4 separate regions of the Mus musculus genome follow, and regions 1, 3 and 4 are each linked to region 2. A link is a contact called in ENCODE POLR2A ChIA-PET data. All regions are on one chromosome and are shown on one strand. The core of a region is the stretch at or near the end of the contact, and the rest is flanking DNA. Distances in the headings are between cores, read along the strand shown. Region 1 holds the start of Kank2 (KN motif and ankyrin repeat domains 2). Region 2 holds the start of Ldlr (low density lipoprotein receptor). Region 3 holds the start of Angptl8 (angiopoietin-like 8). Region 4 holds the start of Smarca4 (SWI/SNF related, matrix associated, actin dependent regulator of chromatin, subfamily a, member 4).

Evidence for each region. ChIA-PET counts read pairs that join two places held with the same protein, here RNA polymerase II (POLR2A).
Region 1: POLR2A ChIA-PET joins it to region 2 with 33 read pairs in embryonic stem cell. The contact joins the promoter of Kank2 here to the promoter of Ldlr in region 2. POLR2A ChIA-PET finds 5 or more read pairs at or near these places in 4 of 5 experiments (Patski and embryonic stem cell).
Region 3: POLR2A ChIA-PET joins it to region 2 with 13 read pairs in embryonic stem cell. The contact joins the promoter of Angptl8 here to the promoter of Ldlr in region 2. POLR2A ChIA-PET finds 5 or more read pairs at or near these places in 4 of 5 experiments (Patski and embryonic stem cell).
Region 4: POLR2A ChIA-PET joins it to region 2 with 24 read pairs in Patski. The contact joins the promoter of Smarca4 here to the promoter of Ldlr in region 2. POLR2A ChIA-PET finds 5 or more read pairs at or near these places in 3 of 5 experiments (Patski and embryonic stem cell).

What each region holds. Positions count from the first base shown.
Region 1 is chr9:21,796,440-21,802,680 of GRCm38, forward strand. It overlaps Kank2 (KN motif and ankyrin repeat domains 2), which reads right to left and starts at 2,107. Exons shown (of 12, transcript NM_145611.4): 1 at 2,043-2,107. Dock6 (dedicator of cytokinesis 6) reads right to left here. Exons shown (of 50, transcript NM_177030.3): 46 at 5,914-6,150; 47 at 5,286-5,429; 48 at 5,083-5,189; 49 at 4,732-4,893; 50 at 3,741-3,960. The coding sequence ends at 3,918.
Region 2 is chr9:21,721,467-21,727,689 of GRCm38, forward strand. It overlaps Ldlr (low density lipoprotein receptor), which reads left to right and starts at 2,110. Exons shown (of 18, transcript NM_010700.3): 1 at 2,110-2,378. The coding sequence starts at 2,312. Gm26511 (a long non-coding RNA gene) reads right to left here and starts at 1,890. Exons shown (of 4, transcript XR_001779098.2): 1 at 375-1,890.
Region 3 is chr9:21,833,192-21,839,156 of GRCm38, forward strand. Angptl8 (angiopoietin-like 8) reads left to right here and starts at 2,319. Exons shown (of 4, transcript NM_001080940.1): 1 at 2,319-2,623; 2 at 2,725-2,886; 3 at 3,652-3,761; 4 at 3,869-4,156. The coding sequence starts at 2,327. The coding sequence ends at 3,896. It overlaps Dock6 (dedicator of cytokinesis 6), which reads right to left. Exons shown (of 50, transcript NM_177030.3): 13 at 5,952-5,965; 14 at 5,560-5,722; 15 at 333-450; 16 at 173-243.
Region 4 is chr9:21,614,666-21,620,852 of GRCm38, forward strand. It overlaps Smarca4 (SWI/SNF related, matrix associated, actin dependent regulator of chromatin, subfamily a, member 4), which reads left to right and starts at 1,504. Exons shown (of 34, transcript NM_001174078.1): 1 at 1,504-1,735.

The sequences.
Region 1 (6,241 bases), core at 857-3,356, 75 kb after region 2:
AGGTGGCTCCACCCTTCCTGTGCCCCCTCCCCTTTGCCCAGCATAGAAAGTGCACAGGGAGAGCAGGGTAAGGCCTGGTGGAGGGCCAGGGTGCTAACAGGGACACTCCAGTGGGGTTGCAGAGGGGGGTAAGGGACAACATGGAGGTGGGACCCCTCGGCGACCTCAAAGCAGAGAGCCAGTCCAGGCCCTTGTGGAGGGTCGGGAAAGTGGTGAGGATACAAGTTCTGAGAAGCCTTCCTCTTTATGGAAACAATTTTCTCTAAAAATAAACAGTTTCACTGCCCAGCTACATAGAACTTCCTGCCCCCTCAGGATGTGTCTGGGTTGGGGGGGGGGATACAGTAGGGATAGAGTGGGGTGAAAGACTGGAAAGTCATAGAGATGGAAGTAAAGAGGGGGGCCTACAGGCTGCAGAGTGGGGATAATCAAGACTTCTTGCTAAGCCCACTTCAACCCTGGAGGTTAGCCAAGGTCAGTCCTTTCTGTTGTCTGCCCTGCAGCTGCTTTGCTGCAGACACCTCCACCCATCTCACCCTCCAGAGCAGGCCACTCTAGGCTGTAGATGTTGGGACAGTGGGTGCCTGGGAGGGTGGATCAGATGGGGCGCCTGCTGGGCATGAAGGCAGGCCTCGGATGGTCCTTCCCTCTGGCTTAGTTCCCCTCCATAGCTCTGTCCCTCCAGTTTGTGTCTCCTCACGTCTCTGCCCTCACTTTGCTGGCATGAACACCTGAAATGCAGTTACCAGTTGTAGATAAAATTGGCTCTGCATCTGCCTGGAGCCTCAGAACCTCCAAGGACAGGAAGTTAGTCCAAAATATTTTCTGAGGACTTAAGAGAGACACAGAAGTAGGGAGCAGAATTGGGGTAGCCTGGGCTAGGGGCACTGAGGTGGAATGAATAATGAATAATTACCACACCGTTTTGTTTGGTTATTTAAGGCAGTTTCCTGTAGCCCAGGCTGGCCTCAAACTCACTATGTGGCTGGGGATGACCCTGAAATCCTGATCCTCCAGCCTGCACCTCATAAGTGCTGGCGTGGCTGGCTACACCACACCACACCATACATTCTGGGGTGGAACCCCCGGTTTCATACATGCTAGGCCCACGTTCTCCATCCCCAGCCATGCTTATGTTTTTGGAAAAAGATCTTGCAAGCTGAGTGTAGCCTCACATGCCTTTAATCCCAGCACTTGGGAGGCGGAGGCAGGCAGATCTCTGACTTGAACCTAAAACGGGGCAGATTCGCCCAAAGCACCCCTAGACCCTATACATCTTACTCTCCAGATGGAGCGATGGAGGTCTACGGGTCTCGTTATCTAACCTCAGGCTGGTAACTCCGTGGCGGGAGTCGGAGGAGGCCCCTCTCTCCACAAGATCCCGGGATGAGAGAGGCGGAAGGAGGCTGGAAGAATCAACAGGTGGGAGTTTCCAGGAAAGGGCCACAGGGTCTCCCCAGAGTGCACCCCCCCCCACCACCAGCCTGGGTGAATCTGGGATCTGGGGGTTTTCCTGCCGCGCTCCCTCCGCCCCTAAAGTTGGGGGTGAGGAGGACCCCGCCCCGGGCGGGGAGGGGGCGGGGCCTGCGGGGTCCCAGTCTAATGGCAAACATCTGCTGATCCCCACACCCGCCCAGCAGCCAGGCCCAGCCCGGCCGGACGCCCGGATGCCTTCCCGCCGCTGAGGGGCCTGGTCCGGCCACCCGGAGCTGCGAGAGCGGGGACCTGGGAAGGTTAGGGGACAGAGCTAGACGAGAGTGGCGGAGCAGAGGAAGAGAGGCAGGGAATGATAAAGGCATAGAGGTGGGCTAGGGGCAAGGGAAGCAGGGCCCAGGTCAGGGCTGGGGAGGGGAGAGGAGCGCGGGGACCCAGACGCTCCGGTTTGCAAAGTTTGGGCGCAGATGTTAAGACTTGAGAGGGACCAGCTAAGAGAGAGTGTGCGAGCTTGTAGCCTCGGGTTGGAGGTGGGTTAGAAATCCTGATAGTGCCCCTAGAGTAGCCCGGACCCCACGCCACCCCGATCAGCCCTCCGTCCCACTCGCCTGGCACGCTCGAGCCTCCGCCGTCCCAGGCGTCCTGCCCGCTCCGCCTCAGTCGCCGCAAGCTTGCGGAGCCAGCGCGGTAGCCACGCCCCCACCAGAAAGCCACGCCCCTCCAGTCTCCCGGGCGCCTCGGCCGCGGGGCCTGGGGGCGAAGTTGAAGGGTGGTCGTGGGGGTGCACGCGCTCTCGCTGCGGCCTGAGCACGTCCTAGGGTCTCAGTCGGCTCCTGGCCACCAGCCCTCCGGACAGGGTCCCCGCTTCTCCAAGCCTGGTGCCCGCCCTTCGCAGCTGGACGCTGCAGGGGGCGGAGCTGGCCGCAGCCCAGCTCGAGGGCGGGTGCGGTAGCGGCGACTGGAGGTCACCCCTCCCCCGTTGGCCGCCAGCAGCTGGAAGTCTTCCAGCTGCAGGCCGGGTGCACCATGGCGTGACCGCCGACCCAAACTCTAAGATTGCAGCACCCACACCCCAATCTCCTGAAATTGAAGTTGTGCCTCAGTTTCCCCATCAGCAAAATGGGGTCAATCACATGACCCATCTGTTAAGTGTGTTCAGAAAATTCCCTTCATACTACTCTTGGGCTGACACAAATCACAGGGCGTGGTTTATTGATTTTGTGAGGTTGGGGATGGACCCCAGGACTCTGAATGCTAATCACTCTGCCTCTAAACTACACCCTAGTCCAGAGATGAACTTCTGTTTGCACTGGACTTTCTGAAGCCACTCTCACAGCGGGACTGCACACCTGTAGTCCCAGCACATGAAAGATGTGGAGCCAGGGCGATCAAGTACTAGAGAGGTCACCTTCTACTCCAGTAATTCTGAGCCAGGAGAGACTGTCTCAAAATAAACAAACTAAAGACAAAACAACAGGAAAGAAAGAAAGGAAGAAAGAAAGAAAGAGAGAGGAAGGGAAGGGGAGGAAAGAGGAAAAATATAGCTTCCTGGAAGCCTCTGCTTAGCACACGTGACAGGTGGATGTCTCAGTGGGTAAACTGCCTGCCGGTGTGAACTAGGATCTGAGTTCGAACTCCAGCATCTACATAAGAGTTGGGCCCACAAGTTTACCTGTAAGCCGAATTCTGGGGGCTGGGCAGATCTCTATGGCTGGGGCTTACCAGCCAGTGAACCTAGCTGCATCTATGAACTCCAGGTTCAATGAGACCTGTCTCAAAAAATAAGTGGATGACCAAGGGGAGGCTCGTCAGATGTCAAGACGAAGGTGCCTGCTGCAAGCCTGAAAGCTCAATGCCTGCGATCTATACAGTGGAAGGGGAGAACTGAGTTCTGCAAACTGTCCTCTGACTCCACATGTGTGTCATGGCACCCATGCACCCACAAACATACAGACAGACAGAAAGAGAGAAAGAGGAGAAAAAAATACAATTAAAAATGATAAACCATTTAATCCCAGCACTTAGTAGAAAAGGCTGAGGCTGAGGTGGATGGGTCTTTGTGAGTTCAAGGCCAGGCTGGGAAGCAAAGTAAACACAAAACAAAAAGTGGAGAGACTGAGGAATACTCGTACATCACACGCTTGCACACGCAAACCCTCACCACAGGTGGACACACGTGACCTCGCACACAGGAAACACTCTTTCCCATGGCCATGTTACAATGTGAGTGTGTTCTCTTCTCCCACTGAATGAACGTCACTGCCCCCAGGGCAGGGGCCATGTCAACTGTCAGCACACCACACAGGTTGTATATAAAACTCACTTTAAATTAAAAACAAACAAAAACAAAATTTAGAATCCATCAGTGCAGACAGACAGGGGGCTCATCTCCTAGGACTTCGACTCGGGGCAGCTATAACTCCAGAAAGGCACAGGCAGCTGAGGTGTGGGTGCTGGTCTTCTGGGTGTGGCTCTTAGCCTTGTCAGAGGTCAGCCTTCCTGAAACTTGATCTGTTCATGGAGCTCCTGGGGGCAGAAGGCAGGTTAGCAGGCCCCAGGACCCCAGCTCCACAGTCCACCCCAACAGCTTCATCCAGCATCAGAAAACCCTTCCAAGAATCTGTGTGGCCTTTCTTCTGTCCAGCCCGATTTGATCTTTTTCTTTTAAAGAAATCACATTTATTTTTGCTCTCTCTCTCTCTCTCTCTCTCTCTCTCTCTGTGTGTGTGTGTGTGTGTAGACATCAGAAGATAACTTACTAGAACCGAATCTTCCCTTCTACCATGTGGTTGTGGTTTCTGGGGACTCAAACCCAGGTATTCAAGCTTGGCTGCAAGCACCTTTAATCACTTAGCCATTTTGCTTTCCCTGACCAGAAGATTCACAGCATGTTAGAATCATGTCTATTTCACAGGTGTGGAAACTGAGGCTCAGATGGCTGGCTGAAAGCTGGGGACATGGCTCAGTGGTGGGACACTAACCTAGTGTAAACCCTAGGGATCAATTTCCATCATTGGAGTGGGGGGGAGAGTAAGCAAGATGGTTCAGTGGGTCAAGGTACTTGCTACCAAGCCTGCTGACCTGAGTTCAAAGCCTGGGACCCACTTAGTGGAAGGAAGGGAACTGATGGCTGCAATCTGTCCTGTGATTTCCCACACATGCATTGACACAGACATGCCCCACTCCACTAAGTCAAATGCAATAGAAAACCAGGATAGATGAAGTCTCATGACCCAGTGGGGACACCACACACGGAACACATGTATGTGCATGTGTGACAGCCTCCACAGTGGGCACCTGAGGCTGGTGGAACTTGGTGCCAGCAGCTGGGGCAGACGTTGGGTAAGCAGAGGCTGCAGAGCCTCCCGCAGGCGGCTATAGTGACGCTCCAGCTCCCGGTGGTACTCCTTCTGGTCTGGGCCAATCAGGGCCTTGTTCTTTCTCAGTGCATCCTCGCACCTGAGGGGTTAGAAAGAGGCTACTGGGGAGTGGCACTCAAGAGAGAGAGCAACAAGAGGGATGTGCATGTGTCTGGGGTGATCATACACAGGCCCACAATGGGGTCTGTGCATTTAAGCAGGGAGTCAGGTTGGGTTCTGGCAGGAACAGCATGGAGTCAGGATGGCAGGGTTACAATAGCCACTGTACTTTTTGCAGAAATCCTTGAAGCAGAGCCGGAGTTTGTTGTGATGTCGGAAGAGCTTGGGATCTTCTGGGATCTCTGACAAAAACACCTGGGCCACTTCCAAGGGACCCTACTGGGCGAGAAGACTCATGAGGGTCCTGGATAGCAACTGGAGGCCCACGGTGGCCAGCATCCTGCCCCCCACCCCCCGAAACTCCAGCCATGCCTGGTTCACAGTGGGTCCCACAGAACCCTGGAGAACCATCTGCAGCATCTTGGCATCTGGAGGGTCCTGCTCGGTGGCAAAGGCCAGCTCCCGGGTCTTCTTCTGCATGTCCTCAATGGCCACCTCCACTGGTGTCAGCACTGTCTGTGGAGTGAGTGGGGTGTGTGTATCATGAGTACATGTGTCTGCGTGTACATGAGTACATGTATCATGAGTACATGTGTCTGCGTGTCTGGATACACCTGCTGGGGCCTGTGATGTTCTGTGGGGCAGGAGGGTCCCAGGCTATGATCAGTGCTGGAGATCTGTGCTCCCTGGTGGGTCTTGACTCAGCTGGGGTTTCTGGTCTGTTTCACTTGCTGTTTGCCCTCGGGTCTAGGGACTCTACAGTTGAGATATCCACATTTCTCCAGGCTGGATGGTAGAGGCTTGCATCTGGAGCCTACAGCCTGGGTCCTTCTACTGCCCAAACCCAATCTGCTATATCCCCATCTCTTTCTTCCCAAATCCAGCATCCCTGAAATGCACTGTTTGTGGGGTTCCTCTGCCTTTTCCTCCCTGGAAAAGTCTCCCCCTGGACCTTGAGTCCCCGAATCTCCCTCCCCTCCCTAGGGGTCTGGGGTCCCACCTCCTCACGGTGGCACACTCGGATGCGTGTCTTGATGTAGGGAAAGGCATGCTCCGTGCTCAGCAGCGTCTTGCGTTTGTGCTGTTCGGCCAACTCTCCGTGCGCACGTCCATCTGGTGTGAAGGGTGTGCAGAAGAGGAAGGCCCGCAGCCCATAGTTCCGATCGAAGTAGGTCACCCGATCCTTGAGCTCATAAGTGTCGAAATGTGGCTCCACATAGGTTATCTGTATGTACGCCTGGAACACGGGGCCGAGTAAGAGGATGGGAGTGGTGCGGGGTCCACCTGACACCACAGCTCCAGCCTGAGGTCCTGGTCCCTGCAGGCCT
Region 2 (6,223 bases), core at 860-3,359:
AGGAGAAAACGGACTTCTGTAAGCTGTTAGCTGACCCCCAGCACTCATGGGCATGTGTGTACACACACAAAATTCAGTAATACCATGAGTTTTAATTAGGTGAGAGGCAACCAAGGAGGACACCTGACGTTGAACTCTGGCCTACATATACGTGTGAGCACACGCATAAGCGCCTCAAAACTCAAGGGAGAAAAAGAACCAAGCTGTTCGGGCGGTGGCACATGTCTTTGACAGGCAGATGGATCTCTCTGAGTTTGAGGCCAGCCTGGCCTACATAGTGGGTTCCAGGACAGCCAGAGCCATGTAATAGAGAGACCCTGTCTCAAAAACAAACAAACAAACAAACAAACAAAAACCGAGAGAAATCAACTCACAAAAGCAGCTTTTTACACCTTTCTGTCTTCTGGCTTCTACTATCTGTGTAGCTGAGGCTATCCTCATGGTCCTCCTGCCTCCCTCGGGGAGTGCTGAGACCACAGATTGTGACAACAGGCTTGGTTTACGTGATGCTGGGGACGAAGCCAGGTACCCTACCAACCCAATGCAGTGTGTCCCGTTCTCTCTCCTGTCTCACGGTTCAGCTTCTGGTAGTTTGTTTTGCATTATGTATTATTTACTTTTTTATTACTGCCTGTGACACATCACAATATGAATGTGCAGGTCACAGGGACGAGTTCTCTCCTCTCATGTGGGTCCTCGGATTTGAACTCACATCAGGTCAGTCCTGGCTGCATGCACTAAGCCAACACACTAGCCCTGGTTTGTTCTGCAGGGAGCTAGGCAGGGACAGAATCTGAGTCCCTTTTAGAAAATCCCTAAGCCTTTGATTCATCAAAACTTCTCTATCCATGGCAGACAGCCTTCTGGTTTAGCCATCCAGTGTCAAGAGGGGAAAAAGGCCACATGTGGTTGGTTTTGCTTCGAGGGAAGAGATGCCCTTCTGTGTGTTCAACTCCTTGTAACAGGATAAAGCGGTACCAGCAGGTGCCTAAGGAAATAAACCAAAAATCAACATTTCTGTCAACACAGGAAGGAACCCATTGATTCTCAGATGAATTATTTAAAATAATTTCAACTTTAGCTTTGAAACAGGGTCTCTTGACAGGTGGTAGTGGGGTGGTAGTAAACACTCAACATTTAATCCCAGCACTCAGGAGTTAGAGGCAGGCAGATCTCTGAGTTCTAGGCCAGCCTGGTCTACAGAGTCCAGGACAACCAGGGCTACACAGAGAAACCTTGTCTTGAAAAACAAAACAAACAGAAACAGAAACAAAACAAAAGAAGAAAAGGAAAGAAAAGAAAGAAAGAAGGAAAGAAGAGGAGGAGGAAACAGAATCTGTGTAGCCCAGGCTAGTCTGGAACTTGCTGTCCAGACCAGTTTGGACTTTGCTCACAGAGATCTGCCTGCCTTCTTCCTAGTTTCAGTGTTACCATATCTTGCTATGGAATTCTTCCATTAATAATTATAATTATTCTAACTACTGGGTCCTACCCCCCAAACCAAGTAATGTTTCTTCTTTCTAATTAATTAATTAGTACAGGGGAGTGTGTGTGGAAGTTAGAGGACAATTTGCTGGAGTTGGTTCTGGTTCTCTCTCCTTCCAGTATGTGGATCCCTGGGATCAAACTCAGGTCTTCAGGCTTGCACCCTCACCCACTGAGCCAACTCGCTCACCCGCACACGCCGCCGCGTTTTATATACATTTCTCGCTGAGTGTTTGTGTTTATGGACGGATCCAGATAAAACCTGCAACTGTACTTGGGTCAGAAATCTATGTGCCCATTCCTAGACAGGAAAGCAAACTTGCTGCAAGAAGTGTAGGGGTCGGGGGTGGGAGGGGGCTTCGCATACTTCTGTTTTGCTTTGGAGGTGGAAAGGAAAGCGTCAGAAGGCGACCCAGGGTGTGGAAGGGCGTGGGTCGTCCCTTGAACACTCAAACAGCAACGCGGGCGGCTAAGTGTCCGGGAAGCGGTGAAATTCTGTGGGAGGAATTTGAGGAACTTCCCACTGCTGCGGGAGCTTCAGGGGTTAAAAGAGACGATGTCACATCGGCCGTTCCAAGCTCCTCCCCGCTCAGTGAGGTGAAGATTTTTGAAAATCACCCCATTGCAGACTCCTCCCCCGCCTGGAAACCTCGCCCCTAGTACTGGGAATGACTCTGGGCGTGCGGCGTAGTTTGCAGCCGGGACACCGTGAGGCTTGCGAGCCCAGATTCGCAGCCGAGACACCGTGGGGCCCGCGATCCAGTGTTTGCAGCGGGAACATTTCGGGGTCTGTGATCCGAGTGAGGACGCAACGCAGAAGCTAAGGATGAGCACCGCGGATCTGATGCGTCGCTGGGTCATCGCCCTGCTCCTGGCTGCTGCCGGAGTTGCAGGTAAGGCTTTGCGCCAGGAGCCTGCCCGGGGTCAGGGGCAGCCGTCCTGAACTCGGAGAGCCCCGAGTGGTTTTATTTTTGGTCGAGAAATACAACCATTCGTGCGAACTTGATGTGATGTCCTTCCCACGTGGCTGGAGGGAAGTGTTTTGGAAATAGGGTGCCAGAGCTGTAGGGGGTCAGAGTGGGTTTGGGGAGTCCGGTGGGTGCTCTCCCAAGTCAGAGGTGTCTTTCAGAGCTATGTGTGAGGGAATCCAAGAGGAGGGGTCCCATCATTCGTTTTAAGGGCTGGGGAGACCCAGGCCCAGCTGTTCAACTTTGGGGTCGCTAGTCGTAGTTACAGGACTTGGGGGTCTCCACACTGCACTCAAACCCGGCTACTGCCGCGTGCCCCAAAACTCCGCCCTAACCCCACCTCCCACCGCACCCCCGAGCTCCTATTGGGTGCAGCCGGAACAGGCGAGCCTCGAGCCACTCCCCTCGCCCAATGGAGGAAGAGGATGATGTTCAGGGGCGTGGCTTGCACGACCCTCCCGGGTGGGGTGGGGCTACACATCCGGGCCGGCTGGGTCCTCCTTGTGAGCCTTCAGTCCCTACCTTGTCCCTACTTCCCTGGTTTGGTGCAGATGTGCCTCAGGCAACCCAGACACCCGTAGCTGAGACCATCAGGCAGGGAGGGCCAGGGACCTGGCAAAGACTTTTGCAGGCCTGGTTCGTTCCCACTCTCTGAACGTGTAGGATTGGACAGATCCATAAAGTGGACTTTAGTTTTAGGAGAGGCGTTGGAATTTGGACAGGAAGGGAGATGGTGTTACAATCTCACCAACAACTTCTTTGCAGCACTGGGAAAAGTGCTCCACCTCTCCCTCACTTTATAGACAGGGTCTCATGTAGCCTAGGCTGGCCTATAAGTCACTGTGTAGTCTCTAGCCCCTAATTCTCCTGCCTCAGCTCGGGAGTGTTGGGATGACAGGCATGTGCCACCATGCCTGGATTTGGGGACACCATGGATAGAACCAGGGTCCATGAATGCCTGGGTTACTGCTTTTCTTGCAGTCAGCCTGGCTGGCCAAGAACATTTTAATTGCTTTTTCCTCCTCAGAACCAGCTTCGGTTCTGACCCCACAGGAGCTTGGCAGGAGTGCCCTTCAGTTAGCTGTGAGTAGCTGTCAACTGGACAATCCCTGGGGATGCTTCCTTGAGACAGCCTGGCTGAGCTGGGCATCCTGGGGCACACCTGTAGTCTCAGCACCTGGAAGGCAGAGGCAGGTGGATTCCTGTGATTTCCAGGGCAGGCAGGGCTATACAGTGAACCCTGGACTAAGAGAGAGGGAGAGGGGAGAGGTTGAACACTGAGACAAACACTTAGCTATCCTGTTATAATTGTAGACAAGGCTAGACCAGATACCCTGCTCAGCTTGCGTTTCACCCATCATTGCCTTCTTTAACAAGAAGAAAGAAAGAAAACCATTTTATAAAGTCTTGAGCAAGAGCTGAGGTTTCCCATCTCACCGGAAGGCCAAGGGCCCCGGTGCTGGTCTCCCCAGACTCTCATGCTCATAGCAACGACGGTGACTACAGCTTGCTCTATGTTAGGGTTACATGTGTTAACTGGACGATTTGTCTGTTTTAAGATTCGCCATGCACTAGTCGGGTGGTGGTGGCGCATGCCTTTAATCCCAGCACTTGGGAGGCAGAGGCAGGCAGATTTCTGAGTTCGAGGCCAGCCTGGAGCCTGGTCTACAAAATGAGTTCCAGGACAGCCAGGGCTATACAGAGAAACCCTGTTTAGAAAAACCAAAAAAAAAAAAAAAAAAGAAAGGAAGGAAGGAAGGAAAAGATTCGACATGCACACATTATCTTCGGGTTGCTCAAGAGCAGATCTGGGGGCTGGGGCGGTGGCTCAGTTAGTGACGTGGGGCAGCCTGAAATGACGGCGCTCAGAGGGTCCCAGGGCTTGAGGGTGCGATCTGGGCTCAGTGAGAGAAGGAGGAAGGCTGAGGAAGCCATTCAACTCGGACCTCTGGCTACACACACACAAACGCAGAGCCAGCAGTCGGTGTGAGGGGTGTCAGATAAGCCACAGGTCTGTCTAACACGGGAGGAGTACGGGTTTGCAAGCACTGTTAGCATGCCATGGGCGCATTCATTTGTCTCTGTTGCATTTCTTGCTGAGTAAAATTGGTAAAACACTGGATAAGGTTGGATTTTTTTCTCTTGTTCTTTTCATTTCTTTTTGGGGTATCTCCCTCTGAAGCCCAGGCTGTCCTGCAATTGGAATTCTCTATGTAGTCCAGGCTGGCAATTCATCTGTGCCAGTGTCTCTCTCTCTCTCTCATAGTTTTCCTTTCTTTCTGGTTTTTTTTTTTTTTCTGTAGGTTCTCAGCGTACAGCTCAGGCTAGCCCTGCTTCTGACTCCTCAGCTCTGAGAACCTCTCACTTGAGCATCTCTGAGCTTACAAACCTGGCGGGCAGTGCTCCTGGCTCTGAGCACTCAGGGCTCTTATCTCCCCGATTGCTCCAGATAAGGCTCTGGCCTCTTCGGTTGCTTGGCTTTTGGCGCTCCTCTCCCTCTGCTTTAATTATATCAGCAGCATCTGCACCCTCTGGGCATGTGGAGCAAATGAGCTTTGGTTGCTAAGAGTGGAGTTGATCAACCCCATGGAGACGGCAGGAGTTGGCTGTTCCCAGATGGAGCTCATCTTAGGCTTGAGGCTAGCGAGCACCTTTGCTCCTGAGCTACCTTGGTGCAGGAGAACCTTGAAGTAGGAAAACGGATGCTGTGGAGGATTTACTAACAAACCTGCTTAGGCGATACTGTTACGCACAGTAAAATGGGCACAGTCTATGCCGGGATTGGGGTGACCGTATCCTGACCAGGCCCGTCATCAGGCCCCTGATGTTCAGGGTGACTGTGAAAACACTTGTGTAAATGTTTGTTCACCAGGGTTGACCTCCAATTGGGCTTCGTTCCCATAACAACAGGAGCCAGCCCTGACTTAGAACCAGCCATTAAGGCCCCTCCCCACATCAAAAAACATACCTCTGATGGGCAGCTGAAGGGCTCAGGGTGACAGCTATCATTAAGTCCTGGTCCCATTAAATCTTTATCAGGAGAAGGGTAGTTTTGGCAGGTGGTGAGATGACCCAGGATGACAGCCTTTAGAAAAGATCACTGTATTTAAAAACAATTCTGAGCCTGGCAGTGGTGGCGCATGCCTGTAATCCCAGCACTTGGGAGGCAGAGGCAGGCGGATTTCTGAGTTCAAGGCCAGCCTGGTCTACAGAGTGAGTTCCAGGACAGCCAGGACTGCACAGAGAAACCCTGTCTTGAAACAAAACAAAACAAAAAAAAAAAAAAACAAAAACATTTCTGGCAATATCTTTGCTTGTAATTCTCTCTGCCCAAGGGACTAGGTTTGCAGTCTCCTGCCTCTGTTTAAATTGTTCAAAGTGTAACCTGGGGCCAAGACCTACGAGAGATGTAAGGATGAGTGCTAGTGTATGTGTGTGTGTGTGTAAAACCTATGAGCCCAAGGTCTATACAAACTTAATATTCTGTTCGAGGCTGTTTCCCTTTTGTGATTAGCCAGATCCAGCACTACCTATTAGTAGAGGGTTTTCCTTTCGTTAATCTCTACATGCTGAAAGAAAGTTCCCACTAGGAAGCACCCAGGCGTGGCCTGCTTTTGTTTGAGGTCTCCCTATATAGCCCAGCTGGCTTGGAAGTTACCATGTAGCCCAGACTGGTCTTGAACTCACTGTAACCCTCCTGCCTCAGCAACCGGAATGCTGGGATTACAGGCGAAAGCTAACACACCTGTCTATGGGCTTGCTCTTTGTTG
Region 3 (5,965 bases), core at 1,069-3,568, 110 kb after region 2:
GGTCCGGGGGCCAGCTAAAGAAGGGATCTTACGGGATGACTCCCTGCCTCAACTTACCTCATCTGCATACTGAAACTTAAGCCTCTGCTCTTCCTGCTTCATGCATATACTCTCCCTACACTCGGCCACCCGACCCCCTCAGCCCATGTCTCCGGCCCCCAGCCCTGCATACTTGTTGTGATAGACCACTGGTGTGAAGGCCTCTCGGGTGAATTCGCTGCAGCTAGATTTCCCAAAGATGACCTGTGGGAGTGGGGACATGAGGGACCCACTGGGGAAAACCTATCCCTGCTCCATCCCCCGTCCCTCCAGGGCAAGGTCACTGCACTGACCGGCAAGGCCTGGCTCTGGTCTTCACCGGCCATGTACTGGATCCGCACAGCCAGGTTGCGCACAGAGCCCTGGCGACTGCTGAAATTGAGGCTGTGTGGGTACACGAAGAGCAGGTTCCTGGAAAAGGAGGGGTGGAGGGACGGAGGACCCTTTAGAGGGCTGGTGACACACAGTCATGGGAGAGATGGACATGAAGCACATGCATGGAAAACAGGGTGGGCTGTGACCCCAGGTGACACAGACAGTGGGTGGAACCTCTGTATGCACACATCTAGCTAGATTCAGGGAGCTACAAGGCCAGGCACAGATGGGTGCTGAGAGTCAGAGGTGTTTTTGTTTTTGTTTTGTTTTTCTAATTCAAGGTCATCCTGGTCTACATAGCAAGTTCTAGGTCAGCCAAAGCTACATAGGGAAATCTTCTCTCAGCAAAACCAAAACAACTAATACCCGAGACAGGGTCTCATCTTGCTCAGGGCAGATCTGAGTTTGCTATTTAGCCTAGAAGGACTTTAAGGTCTTAACTTCCTGTCTCCACCTCCAGAGTGCTGGGGTGACAGGCATATCAGGTACTGGGGGTGGAACCCAGGGCTTTGTGCACACTAGGCAAGTACTCTACCACCTGAGCCCTGGCTCCAGCCCCCGAGGGCCAGAGGTCTGGAGAAGTGGCTCAGCAGTTAAGGGTACGCACTGCTCTTTGAGAGGATCCAAGTTCAGTTCACAGCACCCACTTCAGTCAGCTCCAGGGGGACCTGATGCCTCTGGCCTCTTTGGACATCTCTGTTCAACCCTGCCCCCCAACAATAAATAAATAATTAAAAACATAAGGTGGTCCCACCAGTAGCCAGGTGGCAGACTGGCCTCCCGCAGCCCACACTACCACCTTATTGGCTCCCTGGAGTTATCTATAGGGTCTGTCTTTCAGATACAAAGAGAACCGGAACCTGGTCTTGCCTCTTCTCCCCAGCTGTAAGTGCACAAGCCCCAACCCTGTAGGCCCCCTTAAGCTGTGTGATGGAGGCATCTGGCCTGCTAGCTCAGCCTCTGAAGCTCTGTACCAACAACCAGTAACAGCGAGTCTCCACACAGAACAGTGAGTGGGTCTCTGTGACAGAGTCCTGTGACTCTCGGTGTCAAGCTCATCGCGAATGACTAACTTCACGGCCATTTTCTGTGGTGCTAGCGATGGAATGCTGAGTGCCCCGAAAGCCTTCTACCTCTGAGCATCACCTCAGCTCTTGTTTTCTTGCCATAAGAGAGGATCTAGTTCTGTAGCCCAGGCTGGCCTTGAACTCATGTTCCTCCTACCGCAACCTCAGAGTGTAACGTTCTATTTGCAAGGGAAGCAAGGCTGTTCCTTTGAGTGCGCAAAGTGGATGTTCAACAAATGCTTAGTACTACTTGTGGGACGCCTAGGTAGAGAAAATGGGTTGCAGTACTTGCCCTGTGTGTTCTAGGAAGTTAAATCGAAGTTAGCACAGATCATAAACCATGCGGGGAGTCAGGCTCCATGATCTCAGAAGGAGGATGTCTGTCATGTCACTTTTTCGCCCCTCCTCCACAGCTATTGGCCACACCCAGTGACCCCTGCATTAGCTGTCTGCAGGAAGGAGACAAGGCTGGAGCCCCTGGATGGCCCTTTGGGTGGCCCAGCAATACTGGGCCTGCTGTGTTGGATGTGAAGGGAGCCACGTTCTACACTTAGATGGGAAACTGAGGCTCAAGGCAGTGATATGCTCATACAGACACTGGCGCTGAGAGCTCTGGTCTGAGCTTGCCCACTACCTCCAACCCCCACACACAGCTGGCCCTGAGTTCTAGCAGCGTGATATCAGCATGGCCTGCTTAGCCATCAGTCTGATGCAATGGCTGAGCCTCCGCCAGGCCCTTGTGCAACCATGGCCGGTTAACCATTGACCAGGGGGGTCAATGGCAGCCTATGGAAATAAAAGGCAGCCGCAGCGGCCCGGGAACCACACCCACGAAACTGTCAGCCATGGCTGTGCTTGCTCTCTGCCTCCTGTGGACCTTAGCATCAGCAGTGCGACCCGCTCCAGTGGCCCCTCTGGGTGGTCCAGAGCCAGCTCAATATGAAGAGCTGACCCTGCTCTTTCACGGGGCCCTGCAGCTAGGCCAGGCCCTCAATGGCGTGTACAGAGCCACAGAGGCTCGCCTGACAGAAGCTGGGCACAGCCTGGGCCTCTATGACAGAGCACTGGAATTCCTGGGGACAGAAGTCAGGCAGGGCCAGGATGCCACACAGGAGCTTCGCACCAGCCTGTCGGAGATTCAGGTGAGCACTGGAGCTGGGTGTTGGTGGCAGGTAAGAGTCTGAGGAAATGGTAAACCCAGAACAGAGGAAACATACCCTGATGACACACCATCCTTGAGCAGGTGGAAGAGGACGCTTTACACCTTCGAGCTGAAGCCACAGCCCGATCACTGGGGGAAGTGGCCCGGGCCCAGCAGGCTCTGCGGGACACTGTACGGAGACTACAAGTGCAGCTGAGAGGCGCCTGGCTCGGTCAAGCCCACCAAGAATTTGAGACCTTAAAGGTAAGGGACTCCCAGGTCTGAGAGGGGTATAGCCTGCTTCTCAGAAAGAGGCCACCACTGAATCCTGGGCTAGAGGACCCTCCAGTTGTATATGGGGTTCCAGCCTCAGTGACCTTCTGGAAGTGACCTTTGCAAGTAAGGGCAAGAAGCAGGCACAGCTGTGGTTCTAGAACTCCAGAGGCAGGGGCAGGAGAAATAGAAGGTTAAAGGCAGCCTTGGCTACAAAGTTAGGCCAGCTGACTACATGGTGATACCTTGTCTCAAAGAGAACAAGAGAAAGAACAATCCTAGCACTGGGAATAAAGGCAGGTGTGTGTGTGTGTGTGTGTGTGTGTGTGTGTGGGTGTGTGTGGGTGTGTGTGTGTGTGGAGTCCAAGGTGATTTCTGGCTAGGTAGACATCCGGGTTAAGCTTGGGGTACATGAAGCCCTGTCTCAAAATATGTAAATGAATGAATGAGTAAGGGACCAACAAGGTAGTTAGTTCAGCAGGTAAAGGCTGCCAAGCCCATGACCTGAGATGGATTCCCAGGACCCACGCAGTCCTGGTGCTATGTATCAAGAAACCAATCAATATTGTTTGATGTGCATCTACAAACTATACAGAGCAAGTCCCATTTTAGATATACTTTACAAACAGGGAAACTGAGGCCAGAGGGTCTTGGACATTTGCTGGGCCCCATGGATGGTAACAGAGAAACTTGCAGTGGTCAGGAGATGGGAGGTGACCCAGATCTCCCAGCTAAGGTTTATATACTACCCCACAGGCTCGAGCTGATAAGCAGAGCCACCTCTTATGGGCTCTCACTGGCCACGTGCAGCGACAGCAGCGGGAGATGGCAGAGCAGCAACAGTGGCTGCGACAGATCCAGCAGAGGTGAGCCTGGTGGGATTACTCTGGGGTAGCAGTGGAAGTTGCCTAGGTCCACTGAAGGGCACCTCCCCGAAGCACTGGCCTTGACGGGGCTCTACCTCCCTCCCTAGACTCCACACAGCAGCCCTCCCAGCCTGAGACTACCTGGATGCCACCGAGGACCAGTTGTGCTGCAAGGAACACTGAAGCGCTCCACCAGGCCCATGAACAGGGCTGACAGAGCCGGCTGCCCATCAGCTGGACCTGGCCAGTGCACCCCGCTTCCTGGCAGAGCGGAGACAGAAGCAAGCAGGCGGGATGGAAGGCAGAAGACAGAGCCCTGTGGAGGAGGGCTGGAAAAAGACACGAGCCCCCTTATGCCCACACACCCCACAATAAAAGAGAACAGAGGCAATCTATGAACAGTGTCCACATCTGTTTCTGCAAGCATGGGGCATCCTGGGCGGGGGCTTATCGGACCTCACTTGCCCAGCACGCACAGTCCTGGGTTTCAATTACAGAACCACAGCCACGGACGTAGCATCTCAACACTGCAAAGGTACAGAGAGGAGGACCAGGCGGGTCCTTAGCCAGCCTTGGCACGTTCCAGGCTGTGACAGACTCTGAGAATAAAAAACACTGGGAGTTGGTAGAAGAAGGCTCTAGTTAGACGCACACAGTGCTCTTGTAGGGACCCATATTTGATTTCCATCTCTCCTATCAGGTGGCTCACAACCACCTGCAACTCCAACTCCTGAGGATCCAAAGCCTCTGGTCTACTCAACACCTCACACAGGTGCATGCACCCTACACAGGTGTGTGTACTCACACACAGGTGCATGTACCCACACACAGGTATATGTACCCACACACAGGTGCATGTACCCTACACAGGTGTGTGTACCCACACACAGGTGCATGTACCCTACACAGGTGTCTGTACTCACACACAGGTGTGTTTACCCACACACAGGTGCACGTACTAACACACATGTGAGTGTACCCACACACAGGCACATGTGCCCAAACACAAGCACATGTGTGTTCCCACACATAGGTGCACGTACTCACACACAGGTGCAGGTCCACACACAGGCACATGTACCCACACACAGATAATTAAAAATAATAAAAGCCAGGCATGGCAGTGCACACCTTTAGTCCCAGGTCTTGGGAGGCATAGGTAATGAGTCTGAGGCCAGCCTGGTCTACAGAGTAAGTTCTAGGACAGCCAGGGCTACATGGTGAGATCCTGTCTCAACAAATAATAATAGTAACAGTAAATGTTAAAGAAAAAAGGTAGGAGCCGGGTGTGGTGGTGCACGCCTTTAATCCCAGCACTCGGGAGGCAGAGGCAGGCAGATTTCTGAGTTCGAGGCCAGCCTGGTCTACAAAGTGAATTCCAGGACAGCCAGGGCTATACAGAGAAACCCTGTCTTGAAGAGAAAAAAAAAGAAAAGAAAGAAAGAAAGGAAGAAAGAAAAGAAAAAAAAAAAAAGAAAAAAGGTAGGGATCCTGAGGTAATTCAGAGGGCAAAGGTCACCACAAGCTTGGCAAACCTGAGTTCCATTCTCAAAGCCCACACAGTAGAAGTGATCAAAAGTTATCCTCTGACTGTGTGTTGGACCCCTCCCCCAAATAAAATGAACTATGACAAAAAGGTTAAGGCCAGGTGGACAACAGCTGAGGGGCAGCACCCAAGGCGGCTCTCTGGCTTCCACAAACACTTAGACATGCACTCACGTACCCTTAGCATCCCCCCCCCCCCAAGAATGCACAAGCACAAACGTGCACCTGTGCACACACAGGAAGAATGCTGTACCTGTAACAGGAATGGGGGGCGTAGACCTCGCGGGCAGGGAACTCCAGGATCTCCTTGGTGGGCCGTCCCCTGGGGTCAGGGTAGGGCTTGACATGAAGTAAGTCAGGGGACAGGCAGAAGTGCAGGTTCTCGGGGGCCGGGGAGATGTCAAGCTTGAGCTGAGCTGGGGAGAAAGGACCTGGTTTCCACCTGCCTCAGCTTCCGAGCTGCCTGCCTCCTGATGGCCTCTGGGGGCTGCACCCAGCAGGAACGAAAGCCCACTAGCTGCCCTGGTCCTTCCACTGCTCATCCATGCCCCAGGGTTGGGTCCTCGGTACCCATTTTCCTCAGCATGGTTGCTGAATGGCTATGTGAGCAACAGCTCTGCTTTCTTTATAGGATGTGCCACACACCTGTCACAGGGCGC
Region 4 (6,187 bases), core at 254-2,753, 110 kb before region 2:
GGGGGTGGGGTGGGGTGGGGGGTGGTGGTGGGGAAGCAGAGGCAGGTAGATGTCAGTTCGAGGTCACCCTGGTCTCAGGATCCAGTTCCAGGTCAGCCAGAGCTACACAAAGAAACTCTGTCCTCGAAAAACAAAAACAAAACAAAACAACCAAGCGAAAATACCATGATAGTTTGCCAGTCTTGGTATCTTGGGTCTGTAACCCTAGCGTTTAAGAGGCAGTAGCAGGCCAGTGATTTAATGGCCTGAAACATTCTTTTTTGTTCTTTGTGGCAGAAAACACCCTTTTGTTTGTTTACTTAGAGAAGGTCTCACTTTGTATCCATGGCTGCCCTGGAACCTCACTATGTAAAAGACCAAGCTGGATTGGTACATGCATGCAGCACTCAGGAAGGAAGATGTCTGAGTTCGAGGCCAGCTTAGTCTAGAGCAAGTGCCAGGACAGCCACGGCTACACAAAGAAAACCCGTCTTAAAAAACTAAAGACAGCCGGGCGTGGTGGCGCACGCCTTTAATCCCAGCACTCGGGAGGCAGAGGCAGGCGGATTTCTTGAGTTCGAGGCCAGTCTGGTCTACAGAGTGAGTTCCAGGACAGCCAGGGCTACACAGAGAAACCCTGTCTCGAAAAACCAAAAAAATAAAAACAAACAAACAAACAAACAAACAAACCATAAAGACACACAACAAAAACAAGTAACACCTTGGTAACAAACTCAAGAGATCCACCTGCCTCTGCCTCCCGAACACTACCAAATATTTTAAAAACTCAACCAGAGGCATGAATCTACAGATTTGGACAGAGTTCTATGCTCCAAGGCTAATGGCTTTCTTGGAAATCAGAAGTTAAATTGTGAATATGGCTGTTTCTACCTCACACTCTGTATTTTACTTATTCATTCGGTTGCCTCCCCACAGACTGTAATAGAGGGCAGCAAGTAGCCGATAGCAGCTCAATAAATATTTGTAAAGCTAATTACTGGGCCTCAGCAGGTTCTGCAGGAAATGTGGCCAGGGCAGAGTCTTGCAGAGCAGGCAGGGCAGCGCCAGAACCAGGATCAAAGCGTTTCCCGGGCCTGCACTTAGCACCGCGTGGGCTCTGCCGGTCCTGGGATAGCTTGGCCATCTCTCCGCTTCTCTTTCCTCCCTGGGTGCTCCAACTGCTCCGAGCCTGAGGACTTTAATTTCATCCTTACTATCTCCCATCTGGACCACCCACCCCCTCCCCCAACCTTTAAGCGTCGCCGCAGTGCTACCCCCACTGCGCATGCCTCCCGGCTTGAGGCCCAGTTTCGTGCCTGGGAGGTAGATGTGCGCTTGCGCAGAGCCGCCCCGAGCCCCCCACAGGGGCGGTGCACCAGGATCTTGTGCAGCCTCTGGGCCCGCCCACCTCCTCGCGCCCTCAAAGGACTAGTACGCGTGCGCACAGCGAATGGCTGAGCATGCGCGCAGAGAGCGGAAGGGTGGGCTGGCGCGCGCACGAGGCCGGCCGGGCAGCGGAAGCAGGGCAAGTGGAGCGGGTAGACAGGGAGGCGGGGGCGCGCGGCGGGCGCGTGCGGTGGGGGGGGGTGGCCTGGCGAAGCCCAGCGGGCGCGCGCGCGAGGCTTTCCCACTCGCTTGGCAGCGGCGGAGACGGCTTCTTTGTTTCCTGAGGAGAAGCGAGACGCCCACTCTGTCCCCGACCCCTCGTGGAGGGTTGGGGGCGGCGCCAGGAAGGTTACGGCGCCGTTACCTCCAGGTAAGGAATGGAGGCTCCCGGGCGGAACCAGGCTCCCGGGGCTTGGGCAAGACGGTTTGAATGAAGCGGAGGCGCCGGGAGGGGGAGGGGGCAGCTGGGCGACCAAAGCGGGGTCGCGGTACGGCGGCGCCTGAGGGTCAAGAAGCCCTGCGCGCGCGTCTCAGGCCGCAGTGCAGCGAGACCGCGGCGGCTTCCTGACTGTGGCCGGCGAGGCGGGTGGCTCTGGGCCGCGTGAAGGCCGCGCGCGCGTTCTCGTAGGGTCTTGGACAAAGCTTCTTCCCTTTGGCGTTTCAGAGATCCAGATCCCCCACTTTAATTTCTGTGGACCCCAACTTTGAACAGTGGCTAGGTGTCGTGGGCTTTTCTGGCCTCGTTTGTAACGGGTGGGATCCCAATGCCCTGTGGTCGGGCGTCGGGAGCAACATTTTTACCTCAGTTATTGATGCCCAGTGTAGCTTGGACACAGTCATGAGCCCTCTTCGGTCTCCAGACCTTACTTTCTTCATGTTTATTATTTTTTTTTTTGATAAATTTCATTATTGCAGATTTTGAAGGAAAAATAAAGAATTTCTTCCATGGCTTCAAAATGTTTGCCTAAAAAGTGAAAGATGCCTGGGGACGTTTGCTCTCGGCGGCATTGTTTTTCTTTTGAGTCCCTTGGCCCTTCCCAGTTTTTAAGATAGGGTTTTTTATTTTAAAACACCGAAGGCAAGTGTTTTGTGCGGGTCCGAAGACATCTACTTGATCCCTTTTACCTCCAGTGACTCCTCAGGAACTAGAAACAAGTTTTTGTTTGAACTGACAGACAGCCTTTGAGTTTGATGCCCAGCGCCGGCTGCTGTCAGCTTGCTGTGTGGCCTTAGGCGAAATCGCTAATCTCGCCAAACCTCTTGGTTTCCTCCTTTGTACAAGGGAATTACTTTCGCTGTTAGGATTGGGAAGAACTAGGCAAATCGTTCCTACATCATCATTATTCTGATTTTGAAGACAGACTCTTATAACCTAGGCTGACATCCAGCTCCTCATGTAGACCAGGCTGGCTTCATCCTCACTTTGCTGCCTCCACCTCCCAAGTGCTGGGATGATGTTCAGCCAGGCTTCCTGCCCTGTTCTTTGTTCTTGACTGGTCCAGCAGATAGTTGAATCTTTTACTTTGTGTTACATGTCTGGTAGGGGAATGGGCAGTAAATATGGGGACGTTTCTCCTTGGCCTGCATGTGTATTAATTCATTAAGAAGTTTTGGGTTTGTTTTGATTCTCCTGGCCCCCTTCTGTTCTCACTGTATAGTCCTGGCTGTCCTAGAACTCTGTTACCGGCTGCCCTCAAATTCACACAGATTGGCCGCCTCTGCCCTCTGAGTACTGGGATTAAACTCTTGCATTAGCAAAGCCCTTAAGGCCACTTATGTTTTATTTTTATTTATTTATTATTTTTTATTTTTTAAGATTTATTTATTATTATATCTAAGTACACTGTAGCTGTCTTCAGACTCTCATTTCGGATAATTGTGAGCCACCATGTGGTTGCTGGGATTTGAACTCAGGACCTTCTAAAAGGCAGTCAGTGCTCTTAACCACTGAGCCATCTCTCCTGCCCTTGTTTTTTTTTTTTTTTAATTAATTCAGTTTTGTTTGTTTTTTGTTTTTCCAGACAGGGTTTCTCTGTATAGCCCTAGCTGTCCTGGAACTCACTCTGTAGACCAAGGTGGCCTTGAACTTAGAAATTTGCCTGCCTCTGCCTCCTGAGTGCTGGGATTAAAGGTGTGTGCCACCATGCCCTGTTTATTTGTTTTTTTGAGACAGGGTCTCTCTGTGCAGCCCTGGCTGTCCTGGAACTTGCTTTATAGACCAGGCTGACTTCTAGCTGAACTCAGAGCTGCCTGCCTCTGCCTGGGATTCACACTGAGCCACCAGTGCCAAGCAGTTTAAAGCATTACAATTCCTTATTTATTTGTGTGTGGAGGTCAGAGAGACTTTGCCGGGGTCATTTCTCCCCTCCTTCATGTGGTTTCCCGAGATTGAACTCAGGTAGTCAGTTTTCAGTGCAAGTTACCTGTTGAGTCATTTCTCCTTTCCCTAAGTCTTAAGTGTGTTGAATTTTTGAGGTGTTGATCAAAGTTGATCCTGTACATGCTAGGGAAGTAAGTGTCCTTCCACCAAGCTAGTATCCTGCAAGCATTGTTTTGATTTTGCTATTTTTTTATTAATGTGGGTTTTTTGTTGTTGTTTGTTGTTTTGGGTGTTGTTAAGCTTGGAATCCATGGCACTGTGCATGGTAGACATGTATTGTATGTATGTATGTATGTATGTATGCATCTCTCTAACCCTTTGGCCTGCCGTTTAAGCCTCATACCCTATCTTGTGAAGGGACAGAGTGGTTGCCCAAGGGAGCAGTGGTGGGCATGTCTAGAAGGTTGCATGAAGGAGGAATCTTCATTCAAAATTAGGGAAGATGTGTCTCCCCTGGCCCCATAGCTGGGAGTGGAGCGATGTCATCACAGCTGCTGCTCTGTCTGTCTCCAGCAGGCAATAATGGGACAGGAGAGGGGTGGTCCTTGGGAGGGATGAACTTGGGGATTGGTACAAGATCCAAAGCAATAAATATTTGTTGCCGCTGCTTGGCTTTGAACTTTCCAGGCCATTGCTCTTCTAGCCCCAGATGTCACTGCTTTGAAAGTGATGAAGTCACTGGTGAAGTCTGGGGGTCCTGGTTTGGTGGTTTGTTTGTGAGTGGGTGTGAAAAGTGTTAGTTCTTTTTTTGAACTTAAAAAATTGTATTTTTTTTTTTTTTTAAAGATTTATGTATTTTATGTGAGTACACTGTAGCTGTCTTCAGACACACCAGAAGAGGACATTGGATCCCATTACAGATGGTTGTGAACCACCATGTGGTTGCTGGGATTTGAACTCAGGACCTCTGGAAGAGCAGTCAGTGCTCTTAACCACTGACCCATCTCTCAAGCCCCTTGTATTTGTTTAATTGTGTGTGATATATGGAGGTCAGAGGACAACTTTTAGGAGTGGGTTTTATACCACATGAGTCCTGGGGATTGAATTGCAGGTCATATTATTGGCAGCAAATGCTTTTACCTGCTGATCCTTCTTGCTGTCAAGGGTGCGAGTTCTTCAGGGTTCTCTAGTTCTTATGCAGCCCCTGAGTCCTGGCACTCACCTGTGAAACCGGGACCACTGGGATGTCACTGTACCTGGTGATAGGCTTGAATGAAATGACATGCAAATCTGCTAACTGTAGCAAACACCATTTGTTTTTTTGTTTTTTGTTTTTTGTTTTCGAGATTGAGATAAGACTTCTCTGTATAGCCCAGGCTGCCTCCATCTTCCTGCCTCTGCCTCTAGAGTTCTGGGATCAAAGGTGTGAGCCACCAATGCCTGGCATGGGTATTATTTGTTTTGTTTTGTTTTTTTAAAAAGATTTATTTATTATTATATGTAAGTACACTGTAGCTGTCTTCAGACACACCAGAAGAGGGCATCATATCTTATTATGGATGGTTCTGAGCCACCATGTGGTTGCTGGGATTTGAACTCGGGACCTTCTGAAGAGCAGTCAGTGCTCTTAACCGCTGAACCATCTTGCTAGCCCTTGGATAATATTTGTTAAAGTTAATATTCTGGTTTCATTTCTTTCTTTTTTTTGGGGGGGGGAAGGGTTCGAGACAGGGTTTCTCAGTATAGCCCTGGCTGTCCTGGAACTCACTTTGTAGACCAGGCTGGCCTCGAACTCAGAAATCCGTCTGCTTCTGCCTCCCAAGTGCTGGGACTAAAGGCATGCGCCACCACGCCTGGCCTCTGGTTTCATTTCTATTAATTCTTTTTTGTGGTGCTGGGAACAACCTAGAGTTTACTTATGATAGGTATGGTTGTTTGAATGAGAATAGCCCTCATAGGTTCATGTATTTGAAAGCCTGGCAGAACTGGTTTTGGGAAGGATTAGATATGTGTCTTTGTTGGAGGAGGTGTTTCAATGGGGGTGAGATTGAGAGTCAAAAGCCCATGTCAGGCCCAGTCTCTCTCTGCTGCCTCCCTGTATATCAAATGTGATTTCTCAACCGCTGCTACAGGATCATGCCTGCCTGTTGCCACACGCTCCCCTCTGTGATGGTCATAGACTCAGCCTCGGAAACTATAAGCAGGAGCCCAAATAAATTTAATCTTGGATATGGTGTCTTCACAGCAGTAGGAAAGTGCTTTGCCGTTAGGCTATACTTTCTTTGTTATTTTTTGTGGTAGATTATGGGTACTGGGAACTGAACTTGGGTCCTTTGCAAGAGCAGCAGTGCTCTTAACCTCTGAACTTTCTTTCTGGATCTCATGTTGAACACTTTTAAAATATTTACTGTCCATCTGTAGTTCTAGAAAGAATTTTGTTTTCATTTTATTAGCTTGTTTGTTGATTGTCAGTCTTTTCTAGGGCATATTTAATTTTTGCAA